Regions from separate parts of the Homo sapiens genome. Here region 1 is linked to region 2. Evidence: chromatin contacts called from ENCODE Hi-C or POLR2A ChIA-PET data. All regions are on one chromosome and are shown on one strand. The core of a region is the stretch at or near the end of the contact, and the rest is flanking DNA. Distances in the headings are between cores, read along the strand shown.

What was found. Hi-C counts contacts between places; a loop is a spot of excess contacts on that map. ChIA-PET counts read pairs that join two places held with the same protein, here RNA polymerase II (POLR2A). Pooled maps may share reads with other maps.
Region 1: a pooled map shows a loop between it and region 2 (2.8-fold over the local background). The contact joins the promoter of NATD1 here to the enhancer-like site in region 2. A Hi-C loop is called at or near these places in 1 of 168 maps with a recorded cell type or tissue (esophagus muscularis mucosa) and 4 of 50 pooled maps. POLR2A ChIA-PET finds 5 or more read pairs at or near these places in 2 of 52 experiments (GM12878 and OCI-LY7).

The regions. Positions count from the first base shown.
Region 1 is chr17:21,248,740-21,255,501 of GRCh38, reverse strand. It overlaps NATD1 (N-acetyltransferase domain containing 1), which reads left to right and starts at 2,092. Exons shown (of 3, transcript NM_152914.3): 1 at 2,092-2,343. The coding sequence starts at 2,238. RefSeq lists silencers at 2,091-2,200, 2,351-2,470 and an enhancer at 5,961-6,462.
Region 2 is chr17:21,015,626-21,022,221 of GRCh38, reverse strand. It overlaps USP22 (ubiquitin specific peptidase 22), which reads left to right. Exons shown (of 13, transcript NM_015276.2): 3 at 996-1,109; 4 at 3,037-3,138; 5 at 4,111-4,280; 6 at 6,323-6,470. Among named protein-coding and RNA genes, the nearest start is that of USP22, 24 kb to the left of the region's middle. Within about 2 kb of position 1,826, at least 5 of the 41 ENCODE cell types and tissues checked have a DNase peak (open chromatin) inside an H3K27ac peak, as active enhancers do.

The DNA of each region.
Region 1 (6,762 bases), core at 843-3,342, 230 kb before region 2:
GTGAGGGTGGCTCACACCTATAATCCCGGCACTTTGGGAGGTCTAGGCAGGTGGATGAGGTCAGGAGTTTGAGACGGATGGATCGCCTGAGCCTGGGCAACATGGTGAAACCCCATCTCTAAAAGAAATACAAAAATATTAGCCGGGTGTGGTGGCCCATTCCAGTGGTCCTAGCTACTTGGGAGGCTGAGATGGGAGGATCAGAGGATATTCTCGGTAAATATATCTGACAAAGGAACGGCTTGAGCCAGGTAGGCAGAGGTTGCAGTGAGCCAAGATGGCGACACTGCACTCCAACCTGGGTGACACAGCGAGACCCTGTTTCAAAAAAAGAAAAAGAAAATATTTGAATACACCTATGAGCTGTAAGCCCCCACCACTTTCTGGATGGCCGAACCAATGTACACCTTACAGGTATTAGGTCTTTGCCTGTAACTTCTGTCTCCCTAAAATGTATAAAACCAAGCTATAACCCGACCACCTCCAGCACATGTTCTCAGGACCTCCTGAGGCTGTGTCCAGGGCCATAGTCACTCATATTTGGCTCAGAATAAGCTCTTCAAATATTTTACAGTTTGGCTTTTTTTGTCAACACAATGGAATAATTACTCAGTGGCGAAAAAGATGCAAAAACAGGGATGAATCTCACAGATAAAATATTGAGCAAAAGAAATTGGACATTAAAAGTACATATTGGACTGGGTGCGGTGGCTCATGCCTGTAATCCCAGTACGATGGGAGGCCAAGGCGGATGGATCACCTGAGGTTGGAAGTTTGAAACCAGCCTGGCCAACATGGCGAAACCCTGTCTCTACTAAAAATACCAAAATTACCCCGGCTTGTTGTTGTAGCCCTGTAGTCCTAGCTCCTCAGGAGGCTGAGGCAGGAGAATCGCTTGAACCCAGGAGGCAGAGGCTGCAGTGAGCCGAGATCAAGCCACTGCACTCCAGCCTGGGCGACAGAGAGAGACTCCGTCTTAAAATAAAATAAAATAGTATATATTGTATGATTATGTTTACATGATGGTCTAGAGAAACCTAATTAGTCAACAACACTAGAAGTCAGGGACAGTGGTTACCTCAAAGGGTAGGGCATTGCTTGGAAGAGGGCCCTAGGGAACCACCAGTGTTCTGTATTTTGATTTGGATGGTGGTCACACGGGTGTGAACATCAAGTTTGCACCGTAATTAGCAAAATATTAAAAGTAACCTGTATGATTCACTGCACAGCTATGGGCAACAGGAGTGCCCCTTCAGGTGAGCAAGAGGGGAGGGTGTGGCTCTAAGGTTGAGCCTTGAGGAGCCTAATTAAGGCGCCTTTCAAAGAAGTCTGAGCCCCAACAGTCCTGTGTGTCTTCAAGCAAGTCCCTGCCCCTTTCTGGGATTCAGCCTCCCCATCTATGGAGTGGATCCAGGGATCCCCAAGGCCTCTTCCCGCATTTACGCCTCTCTTTGGGAGAGGTGGCATTTCACTCCTATCCCAAACAAGGCTTCACAGGACAATTCCTTCCCAGTAGCCAGTAGCCACCCAGGCTGCCAACACGGGTGGGTGCGCACTCCTAGCACCAGTAGCCCCAGGGCTTCAGCTGCGTGAGAACTTATGCATGTCTTTCACTTGTCTTAGCCTCTATTTGCTCATCTGTAAAATGGAGTCAAGCATACCTATTTCTCAGGCTTCTGGTGATAAATCTCAGCGCAGTGATTACTGAGCGCCCTGTGCGCCAGGGCTTTGCTATACACAGGCCGTGCACACAGCAAGTGCTTAATAAATGGTGGCTGCCTTGGGGACGATTAGAATGTCCATACAAAAGATTGTTACGTCTTTTTTAGAAGGCTCCTTGCGGGGGTCCCAAAGTTGCACGTGGGACAAACGCAAGACGGAAAAGTAGCCGGCGCGGCGCGGCGGCGGCCCGTGTTGTTTTGTTTGGGGCTGCGAGAGGAACGCGGCCGGCGCGGCCCCTTTAAGAGGTGACTGGAATGTATCAAAACAAAAAGGCCGCGCGTCCACTGGCTGCGCGCCGCACGTGACCTCACAGCTGATTTCCTGGCCCCCCCCCCACCCTTTTTGTTGCTGCCGCCGCCGCCGAGTGTCACTTTCAGCGCCGCCGCCTGCGGTCTCCCAGGCCGTAACTACCCCACCGCCTGCCGCCTGCGCCCGCGCTCCAGCCCCGCCGCGCGCCTGACCTTTCCCCGCGCGCCCCGGCCCCCGCCGGCGCCGCGCCGCAGCCCCGCGCGCAGATGGCGCACTCGGCTGCCGCCGTGCCGCTGGGCGCGCTGGAGCAGGGCTGCCCCATCCGCGTGGAGCACGACCGCCGGCGCCGCCAGTTCACTGTCCGGCTCAACGGTAAGGCGGCCCCGGCCCGCCCCGACCTTTTGTCTGCGAGCGAGCGGGGCCCGCCGGGGCCGCCCCCTTGCTGGGTGCCTGTCCCCCGCGCGCCCGCGGCCCGGCTCCGGCCCGCCGCCCGGGAAGGCTGTTGCAAGCGCGCGCCGCGGGGTGGTCCCGGGCGGCCGGAGCTCCGGGCGCGGGCCGGGTTGTGCTCGGGGCCAGGTGGGGGCGCGGCCGGCGCTCCGGGAAGTGGAACGGGCTGGGCGGGGGCAGACTTCCCGGGAGAGCAGGGGCCAGGGCGGACAGGGGCCCCTGGAAAGGCAGAGGCAGGAGCTGGGGCAGCGCGGGTCCCCTGTCTCAGCCGCAGGGGACCCGCACCTGCTCAGGCCCACTTGTTCACGACTGTTGGGCACCCACTGAAGGCTCCTGTTTGAGATCCTGGAAAGTTGGTCAGCCGTGACCTGTCCCCTTCTGCGGGTGGTATATGGCTTCCTGCTGCCCCTGGGAATCTTAGTCTTTCTACACGGGGGAGGCCTGCGGACCTGGGGCTGACCGCGAAAGGGGCTTGTGGTCCCCTGGGGGGAGTGAGGGGCGGGGGGATGGCTATCACTATCAAGACTTCAGTGGCTCTGGGACTGGCCATTTGCCTCACTTCTGTGTGCCTTAGTTTCTCCCTCTCTGCAATGGGAATAATACCAGTGCACACCCCATTGGCTAGTTGTAAGGATGAAAGACTGTAACAAATGTAAAGGATCAGACCAGCTCATGGGGGATTAGTAAGTGCTGGTAAACGTGGCCCGATCGTGATTCGTGAAGCCAGAAAGCAAGGGCAAGTTCTCCCTTAGTGTAGAGAAGTTTTTGTTTTTTGAGATGGAGTCTCACTCTGTCGCCCAGGCGACACAATGTTCCTGTGACACAATCTCGGCTCACTGCAACCTCTGCCTCCTGGGTTCAAGTGATTCTCCTGCCTCAGCCTCAGGAGTAGGTGGGATTACAGGCACCCACCACCATGCCCAGCTAATTTTTGTATTAGAGACAGGCTTTCACCATGTTGGCCAGGCTGGTCTTGAACTCCTGACCTCAGGTGATCCACCTGCCATGGCCTCCCAAAGTGCTGGGATTACAGGAGTGAGCCACCACGCCCTGCCAGTGTAGAGAAGTTTTGATTAGCCCATCCCCCCTCAGGAGGTCCCACAGGTAGGAAATAGAACTACAAAAACAAGGGCTATGAACTCCCTGTGGCCCACCTCGCCCCAGTGGGAATGTCCAAGCTGGACCGGTCCTTAGGGGCCACTGTGCCCATTTTCAAGAAGGGAAGGTGGAGGGCCAGGAAAGGGAAAGGCTTGCGAGAGGTCAGGCTGAGAGTTGGGCAGAGCTGGGATGGCGTCCTGACTGGTCTGACTCCCTGAACGGTGGGGCTCCTGCGACCCACATTTGGCTTCAGCCAGGAGGGGCCTCTGCCAGATCTCCGATGCCATTTGGAATGTGCCGAGTGTCGAGCCAGGCCCCACTACAGCTTCGTGGATGGGACTGTCACAATACCCTGACAATGTTGTGACATACCACCCCGTGTTACAGATGAGGAAACTGAGGCTAGGGACCTTAGGAAGTGATTGCCCAGCATCACCCAGAACTTCACCATTGGCCCAACCAACCCTACACCACCAGGCAGAGGCAAGTCCTGCTACTGCTGTGGTGCTGGCAGGGCTCAGCTGGCCAGGACACTCGGGGCCCTGGCGACTCTGGGAGAGAGGCCTCATGGCTTTCAAATCCTCTCTTCTGAGGTTCCAGAGCGGCCTCTGGTTCCCTTGTGGGCTCGGGAGGGCCATTATACTCAGAGACAGAAAGAAGAGGGGATACGTTTGTTTTTTTTTTTTTTTTTTCTTTTTCTTTCTCTTCCAAGTGGGTACAGCCAAAGGACAGCCCTCCAGAGCTGGCCGTGGTCAGGGCTGGACATGCCCAGCCGTATTTCTAAACTTACCCCCTTCTGGAATTCACTGCCCAGATAGCTGACCACAGATGTGGCTGGGCATCTCCCCAGCCAAGCCCAGGGGAGAAAGAAGAGAGAGGCCAGAGGCCCCCAAGGGAGTGGCTGTGCAGCACAGGGTGGGGCTCTTCTGGGCTTCCAGGCCCCACTGGGTTTGGGTGTGTGTCTTGGGACCAGAGAGGGGTCGTCTGAGTCTGAGCCCAGGCCTCCCTGAGCTGAGGAGGACAACAGGCTGTGGTGTCATTCCCGACCTGTAAGGCAAGCCTGGAGGCTGGTGCTGTTGTGCCCACTGAGAGATATAAACACTGAGGCTGAGGGGTCAGGTAGCCCCAGGCTCCTGGTGCAGAAGTGTTCCTAGGCTGTCCACATAGCACAGCTAGGCTGATTCTCTTCCTGCGAGCTCTGGTTCTGAGTGAGGGAAAACGTTTGAGCACCTTTGTTTATTAAGCATTTACAGTGTTCTAGGAGGCCCTGGGCACCTGGAGTCACTTTATTTCATAGCCACACACCACAGGGAGAGGGGAAACTGCATTTCCCATATACAGATGGGGAGACTGAGGCATGGGGAAGTGAAATGACTTGCCCAAAGTCTTGCACCACAGAGGTGGAAGAGCTGTGATTCACCCCGCAAGTATTTGTTGAGCACCTACCATGTACCAAGCACTCTTTTAGGTGTCGGGGTCTCCTGGGGCTGACAGTTTAGAGAGGGAAATGGACAAGAAATAGAGTCAGTTTTAAAGTATCCTGGAAAACAAGGGCTTTCATGAGAGGTGCAGGGGGCAGAGGGGAGGCTGTGTTGGGCAGGGCTGCTATTTACAATCATGTGTCTAGGAAGGCCCCTCCCTGGAGGGTGGCATTTAAGTGAAGACCTGAAGGAGGCAAGAAACAGAGCTGCAACAGGGAAGAGTGTTCCAAGTGGAGGGAATAGCAAGAGCAAAGGCTCTGCAGTGCCTGCGATGCCTTGTGTGTGCAGGATGGGTCAAGAGGTCATGGGGAGCAGGTGGTGCAGGGCCTGGAAGCCGTTGTCCTATGGGCTCGGCTTTGACTCTGAGGCTCCCAGGAGGGTCCTGAGCAGAAGACAGATGGGATGCCCCAGCTCCCTCTAGCTGCTGCTCTAAGGGGAGCAAACTGTGGGGACCAGGACAGAGCAGGGAGGTGGTTACTTTACTAGTCCAGGCACTGCAAACAGGCGTGGGAGAAACGTCTAGATCCTGGACAGATGTGGAAGGAAGCATGGCTGTGACTTGCTTGTGGGTGATGAGGGAAGGCTTGAGCTCAGGCTTGTCTGATGCCATATCCTGGTTCTGAAATGCAAGCTTGTCATTACTTTATAGATGGGGAAACCAAGGCGCACAGCCTGTAGGCAGCTAAGCCAGAATCAAGCCCCCGGCCTCCATCTGAGGACGGTTTCTGAAGGTTGGAGGCAGCTGGAAGAGACCCCCACCTCCTGGGCAGCCCCTTCCTTAGCCTTCCCTTTCCCTCACAGGCAGGGCTGAGTGTCCCACTTGCTGCAAGGAAAGGAACACTTGAGGGGTGCAGAACCCTGGAACTTTCTGCGTCCTCCCTAACCCCCATTTTGCAGCCAGGAAGACTGAGGCCCCAGAGAGTCAGCTGCTGCCCCTGGCCTCCCTCAGCACCCCTGGATGCAGTGGAGCTAAGATCACAGCCCCAGGCTTTGGGAGGTGCTCAGATCACAGCCCCAATATGAGGCCGCTGGCTGTGTTGGGCTGGGCTGGACCAGGGTCCTCTGGGGAGGGGAGGGACGTATGGTTGAGCTTCTCCAGGCTCACAGCTCCCTCTGCCTAATCTACCAATGAACCACCAACATGTGGCACCTCCCTGATCCAGGCTCTACTTACAGAGGTGCCAGAAAAGCCGGCCAGGGTGTCTGCTTGTCCTTGTCCCGTGCCACAGCTCTGGCGCCTGGGCTCTGCCTCCGTCTACCTCAGTCTCCTCATCTGTATATTCGCGTTTTGATCTGCCAGCTCTCCTTGCGGGGTCAGTGTGGGCCGAGTGGAGAAAGCAGAGGTCAATGTCTTCTGCAGACTCCACATCTCCCAGAGGTCCTGCCCCTGTCCCCTGTCTGCAAGCTTTGGTCTTTCTCTGTGATCGCCTCCCCTGACAATTTCCTGGCCCCCTTTGGTCCCGAGGTTCAGGAGGGGCAGAGAGAGCATGGGGGTGCAGAGACCCAGGGACGGGTCCCCCACGAGCAGTGTAGCTTTAACTTTTCCCAAACCAGTCACGTGATGCTGGTGGGGTTCTCAGGCCCAGGAGGGAGGAGGGTGGTAGTGATCATCCAGGGACAGGTGAGGTCTCTGGGGCAGAGGGGTGTCAGGACTGGCATAAGATCACCTGGCAGAGTTGAGACTGGAACTGAGGGCCCTGCCCTGCCCTAGGCTTGCTCCTGTGGCTCCCAAGTGACAAGTCTTGCCCCCCTGTGCTAGTCTGAG
Region 2 (6,596 bases), core at 577-3,076:
TGAACAGTTTCTTGTGACTGTTTTAGAAAATTGAAATTTATACATACATATGTATCTCTTCTTATTTGTGAAAAGAATATACTAGTATTACTATAATTTTTTTATTTTTATTTTTATTTTTTGAGACAGAGTCTCACTCTGTTGCCCAGGCTGGAGTGCAGTGGCAAGATCTTGGCACACTGCAACCTCCCCTTCCCAGGTTTCAGCTGTTCTCACGCCTCAGCTCCCCGAATAGCTGGGGTTACAGGCGTGTGCCACCATGCCTGGCTAATTTTTTGTACTTTAGTAGAGATGGGGTTTCACCATGTTGACCAGGCTGGTCTTGAACTCCTGGCCTCAAATGATCTGCCTACATCGGCTTCCCAAAGTGCTGGGGTAACAGGCATAAGTCACAGCTCCTGGCCTATTAGTCCCATTTTTTAGAAGATGCAGTTGAGAAATTGTGGTAGAAGACCCACCTTCAGGCAGCTCTGGGTCAAGATGTCAATCAAAGTCATCCGATGAGAAACTATTTTCCCCCTGTACTTAAGGTAAGAGTAGCAAATGCCGCCAACCACAAAAGTCACAGCAAGTTGCTGCCACATTCTTTATGGTGATGGTGTCAGGAATTCTAGATGGAGGGAAGCATAGTCACTCCGTGTCAGGTGGCCAGGACTGAAAATATCCAATGCAGTTGTACCAGTTTTAAATACCACGCATTCAGAGAAGGTGGCAGAGGTCCTGATCCTGGAGTATTGGCTGCTTTGAAAAGTATGTATGGGTCGCCTCTGTTTTTTAAGACACCTCAGCCCTGGGCATGAGCTGCCAAACACAGTGCATGCCCCTCACCTGCTCAGGATAGGAGACTCCGCTGGACTGGCTTCCCTGCTTGTGAATAGGAAGGTGCTGTGAACAGTCAGTATCTACAGAACCTCACTGTGTTTAACTCTGCCCTCCAGCCTTCCATTGTGGTTTTTAATTCAACTTGGTTTCTCCTCCCTCCTTTCTCTCCTCAGCCATTGATCTGATGTACGGAGGCATCTACTGTTTTCTGTGCCAGGACTACATCTATGACAAAGACATGGAAATAATCGCCAAGGAGGAGCAGCGAAAAGCTTGGAAAATGCAAGGTTTGGTTCCACCTCAGTTTACCTGCTTGATCCTGCAGTTCCCTCATGTCCATCAAGGGCAGACCCAGTAGGAGAAAGAGAAGTACCTAGGTGGGAAGTGGCAGGCTGGTGGGAAGAGGCCGTCCCCACCTTCCCCTAAGGCCCACAGTGGAGTCAGCTGAAGCTCTGCATGACAGGGGAGGTGGCTAGTGTCGAGGCATGCATAGCTGCCCGTGTGCTTGGGACCACTTCCAGGGTGCTTCCCTTGCAGGTCCCCCATGGGCCTGCAGCTGGGCCAAGGGAACAACCCCAGCATTACTTAAGCTCTCCCAGGGCGCACCTGCAGATGTGGGGCTGAACGAGTGTGGCGAGGTCACACCTCTCGGGGACAGGTGACTCCGTATCTGGACATCCCTGAGTGGTTTGCCCTCAGCTCTGCCGAATTCTAGCAAGCGATCTCTTTGCAGTAATGTTATATGTAAACATACCTCCTTCCTCCCAGGAGAGCAGACTATTTTCGGATCAAGTTGTGGTAGAATCTCTTTTAAAACTCTGGACTGTTTGGGTGATGTTAAATCCATGTCAACAGCGTGCACCCACCAGATGGAAACTAGACCCACCAGATGGAAACTAGACCCACCAGAAGGAAACTAGGAGAGTCTCCCAGCAGCCCCACTGCACAGTCAGATCCTTGCCATCTTGTGAGCTGCCCTCACGGCTCTCGCACCAGTGTGGGTTTTGCACTTGCCGTCGCCACCGTGTGGCCACACACACTGGTTATTGGCTACACAGAGTGAGAGGAGCAAACATGCAGTCATTTTCTTTATTTTTTATTTCTTCTTGGCTTCCCTGAGTTTTTTTTCCTTTTTTTTTTTTTTTTTTTTTTTTTGGTTTTTGATTCTGACAGATGCTCATAGTGGTTGACAGTGATAGTGACATAGTGACAGGTGTGGTTTACCCCAGTTGACAGGTGAGCATCTGATCTCCCTGGTAGCAAAGCCATCACTGTTTGCAAAGGAAACATATGAACCTGACACCTGTTTTACATTCTTGCCTTGATTACTCTCCATTGAAAACACCCCAGTGTTTTGAGAAGGGAAGAATAGCAACAGGGGCTCTTTCAGTGAGCAGAATTATTTGTGTTTAACAAGTCTTCTCTGGAGAGCAATCTCTGACTTGTGTTCGCTGTTCTTTTCCCTCTCAGAAATTTAATAACATTGTGACTAAGTGTGGGTGTATTATTCTGTGCAGAGCACTTAAAGCACGGGCCTAAGAAATGTATGTCCAGGATTAAAATGGAATTCTTCTAGAATCATTTTATAATTCTGTCTATCCAACATGCTGTGTCTTTTAAAGTATTTTGAAGTATTCAGAAATGTTGGTTGGCATGGAACAAGTACTTCTGAGCGCATAGGGTGTGCGTTGAATGGAATACTATGCCAATTAGCATTTACCACCACTCTCTGAATATTTTGTGGCACACACGTTTTTAACTGTTGGATCTATCTTAGTTTGGTAACTCGACGCTGAGTTTATGCTATTTCAGTTTGCTGAAAAGTGCAAGCTCTCTCCTTCAATTTCACTTGTTTGCGGGAGAATCCTTCATGTAAGTTCCCATTGGTGCTGATGCTGCCATCTCTGTGCTGAAGGATGGAAGACATTTGAAAAACAACTGTTTTGGCATTGGCGTTGGGGTAGTTTTGACTGGAGGTGCTGCTTTTCTTGCAGGAAACGTAGCTCACATCCTCATACCCTCTGTGAGAAGCTCCTTTAAGTGTTGTGTGTAGCCCCTCTCAGCACAGTAGAGTTTGAGAAAGCCCTGGTGCTGTGGATGTTGCTCACTGAAATGCACCCTGACAGACAGCATAGCGCCACAGCTTTTATGTGTAAACACACTTGATGTGAAAATCTAGCTAATAGCGCTTGGAACTGTCCTTCATCTGCTTAGGCGTTGGAGAGAAGTTTTCAACTTGGGAACCAACCAAACGGGAGCTTGAACTGCTGAAGCACAACCCGAAAAGGAGAAAGATCACCTCGAACTGCACCATAGGTGGGTGGAGCGTGTCGTCACTCTCAGCTAGGCTTCTTTCCAGGGTTTAAAAGTAAATACAGAATTGTGGGTTTCTTAAGTCCACATGATTCTGTTGAAGCCCTGCATAACTGTCACTCATCAATGTGCTCAGCAACCAGCTCTTGAGCACCTGTTCTCTGCAGGGACCTGCAGTGGGCTTGGGGCGCAGAGTGATGCGTAGCAACAGCCCTGCCCTCACAGCCTTCAGCGTCTGTGTGGGTAAAGGGACTCAAGTTGATTTTGGCCAGGGTGAGGCTGGGCACAGTAATCTTCAGGGAGAGAAATGATGTGTGTGAGTGTAAGTGTTCGCTGAATTTTCTACAAATTGAGGGAATACCCTTTAAAACTTTTTCTTTTTCTTTTTTGAGACAGAGTCTTGCTCTGTTGCCCAGGCTGGAGCACAGTTCACTGCACCCTCTGTCTCCTGGGCCCAAGCGATCCTTCCACCTCAGCCTCCCAAGTAGCTGGGATTGCAGGTGCACACCACCATGTTTGGATAATTTTTGTGTTTTGCGTAGAGACATCTCACCATGTTGCCCAGGCTGGTCTCGAACTCCTGGGCTCCAGTGATCCTCATGCCTTGGCTTCCCAGAGTGCTGGGTTACAAGTATGAGCCCCTGCCCTGGCCCTAGAACATTTTTAAAAACCTGTTTTGTTTGTTCATTAGGCTTCACTCTGACCTGGCCTGTTGTCGTAGAAACTATATTTGTGTAATTCTGTCAAAGCATACAATGGCTGAAGTGGGAGGGGTCCATGGTGGTGGACATTCTTCAATACCGTTCATGTAAAAGTGGCATAAAAACTAGCAGAATGCGATATCTCATCGTGTTCTGGCTTGAATGAATGAATAAAAGAAAATGAGTATGTAGAGGTAGAGGAAGCCGCTGGGATCCAGCGACACCTGTGGTTCAGCACACAGGTAACTCCTGCTCTCTGGTGATTTGTGTCCAGGTCTGCGTGGGCTGATCAACCTTGGGAACACATGCTTCATGAACTGCATCGTGCAGGCCCTGACCCACACGCCACTTCTGCGGGACTTCTTCCTGTCTGACAGGCACCGCTGTGAGATGCAGAGCCCCAGCTCCTGTCTGGTCTGTGAGATGTCCTCACTGTTTCAGGAGGTGAGCGCCATTGACTTCTGCAGGGGAACATTTCTGTTACTTTGTTTTCACCTTCAAAAAAAAAATTTAAGGTGGACCATGATAAAGGAAGATACATTTAGAACCTTTTGTAGTAAGTTAATGTTTAATATACATGTCTATTATGGAAAACACAGTTTTCCAAAAAGGGAAGACCTGGCGTGATTTTTGGGGACGCACTGCTGACTCAGAACAAGGAGAAGCCCTTTGAGAGGCTTGTGGCAGAGACTTCCCTGGTGGGTGACATTTGTCTCTAAAGACGGGTGATTCTCCCCCTTCCTCTTCCTCCATGGTCTACCTTCCTGGCTCAGAAAGGCACGCATGTGTCACCCTCCTGTGTCCTCCTGGTATGCGAGTCTCCTCCACCGCCAGGTCTCTCTAAGCATGCCCCATCAGAGCCTCTGTCCTCATGAGCTACGCGCTGCACGTTGGCTGTTCCTGTGGGCTGCACGTGTGGCGTTCCTGTCCACTTCTGTCCCCGGCATCAGAGCATGGCAGCGTTCAGAGCAAGGCGTTCACGGCTGCCGCCTCAGCCCTCACCGGCTCCGTGACCTAGACATGCTTCTCAGAGCTGAAGCAGCTCAGTTACCTCAACTAATAAGCAGGCTGGTGCCTGTTCTTCAGGTGCCTTGCACAGGAGCCAGCCAACAGCCCTGGCCTGTTCCCATTCGTAACCTCTGCGAGAGATGCAGCCACGCCAGCTCACTCATGTCTGTCTGGTCACTGGTCGCTTTTGTGGGACAGCCACAGAGTTGAGCAGTTGGACAGAGGCTATCCAACCTGCAAAGCTGAAATTATTTACTGTCCAAGCCTTTCAAAAACAGATTGCCAGCCTCTGGTCGAGCCTAACCGATTTCCTCAAAGTACCTGCAATGTGCCATAACTGCTGGGGACACGGCCCAAATAGGAGAAAGGAGGGTGCAGCTGGGAAGTTGGTGGGTGGTTGTATCACTGACTTTAGTGATAAGCTCACTTGTGTTAGATTGTTTTTAGACTCCGGCTTGTTAAGGTGTAAATTACAGTCACACCCACCTTCTAGCCTATAGATAGATGAGTTTCGACGAATGCATAGTTGTGTAACTGCTGCTACTCAAGATGAAGAACTGTTACCTCTCCGAACTCCCTCGTGCCCCTCCGAAGTCAACCCCCAGTCCCCAGACCCTGGTAGCTGCCGATCTGTCTTCGGTCCCTTGAGTGTCCTTTACCAGCGCATCATACGGATGGATGCATGCAGGAAGTAGCCTTTCTGAATCTGGCTGTCCCTACTTAATGTAATACTGGGTGGATTCACCCGTGTCTTGCGTGCATCCATGATGTGTGCTTTCGATGTCTGAGTTGGGTTCCATTATGTAGATGGGTTATGGTTTAGTTGTCTGTTTCCCAGTTCAGACACATTTGGGTGGTCTGTGGTTTTGGGTTTTTTGATGAGAAATAAAACTGCCCTGAATTCTGTATTTGCACAGGCAAGACCCCTCTGTGGGTTCTGACCTGGGGAGGAAGCCGTGGGATGGAAGGTGTGCTGCTGGGTCTGCGGCTGGAGTTGAGCTGTTGGAGAGGACTGGCTGGCAAGCCCTCAGCTAATTGCCATTAGCCTCAGAGGCAGAGAATCCTGTGGCTGATGCTGGTGAATTCTGCATAATCACAGTGATGTGCTTCCCTTTGCGGAGGTGCTGGTGTCCATGGGCCTGAGTGGTTTGGCTAGTGCTTTGAGGAAACTAGTATTGGGCAAATCGAGTCACTTTTATTTGCATGTGATCTCATAGTAGCAAGTCATAATTCATTTTTTAGGCTTATATGTGGAAAACTAGATGGTAGAAAGGAAAAAATTCATATGAGGACTCGAAAAGTCCAGTGAGCCCAGATAAAAATAGACTTTGCAAAAAGTAGAAAAGTAAAATCCAAACATTTGTGTCAAATGAGCCACAGCCAATGGTAGGCATCTGATAAAGGTTTTGATTGTGTGTACTCTGTGTTCAGAGTCTACATTTATTCCTGACAAGGTTTCCTTCCCCGCCCTCTGGCAGTTTTACTCTGGACACCGGTCCCCTCACATCCCGTATAAGTTGCTGCACCTGGTGTGGACCCACGCGAGGCACCTAGCAGGCTACGAGCAGCAGGACGCCCACGAGTTCCTCATCGCGGCCCTGGACGTGCTCCACCGACACTGCAAAGGTGGGCCCTGGGCTCTGCACCCTCCACCAGGGCAGGATGTTTTCCTTGAAGGGGAAGGAAGCAAAGCGAGTGTATGCACTCGTGCAAAAAGGGGCACAGGTGACACATTCCATTGTTTTGTCATCA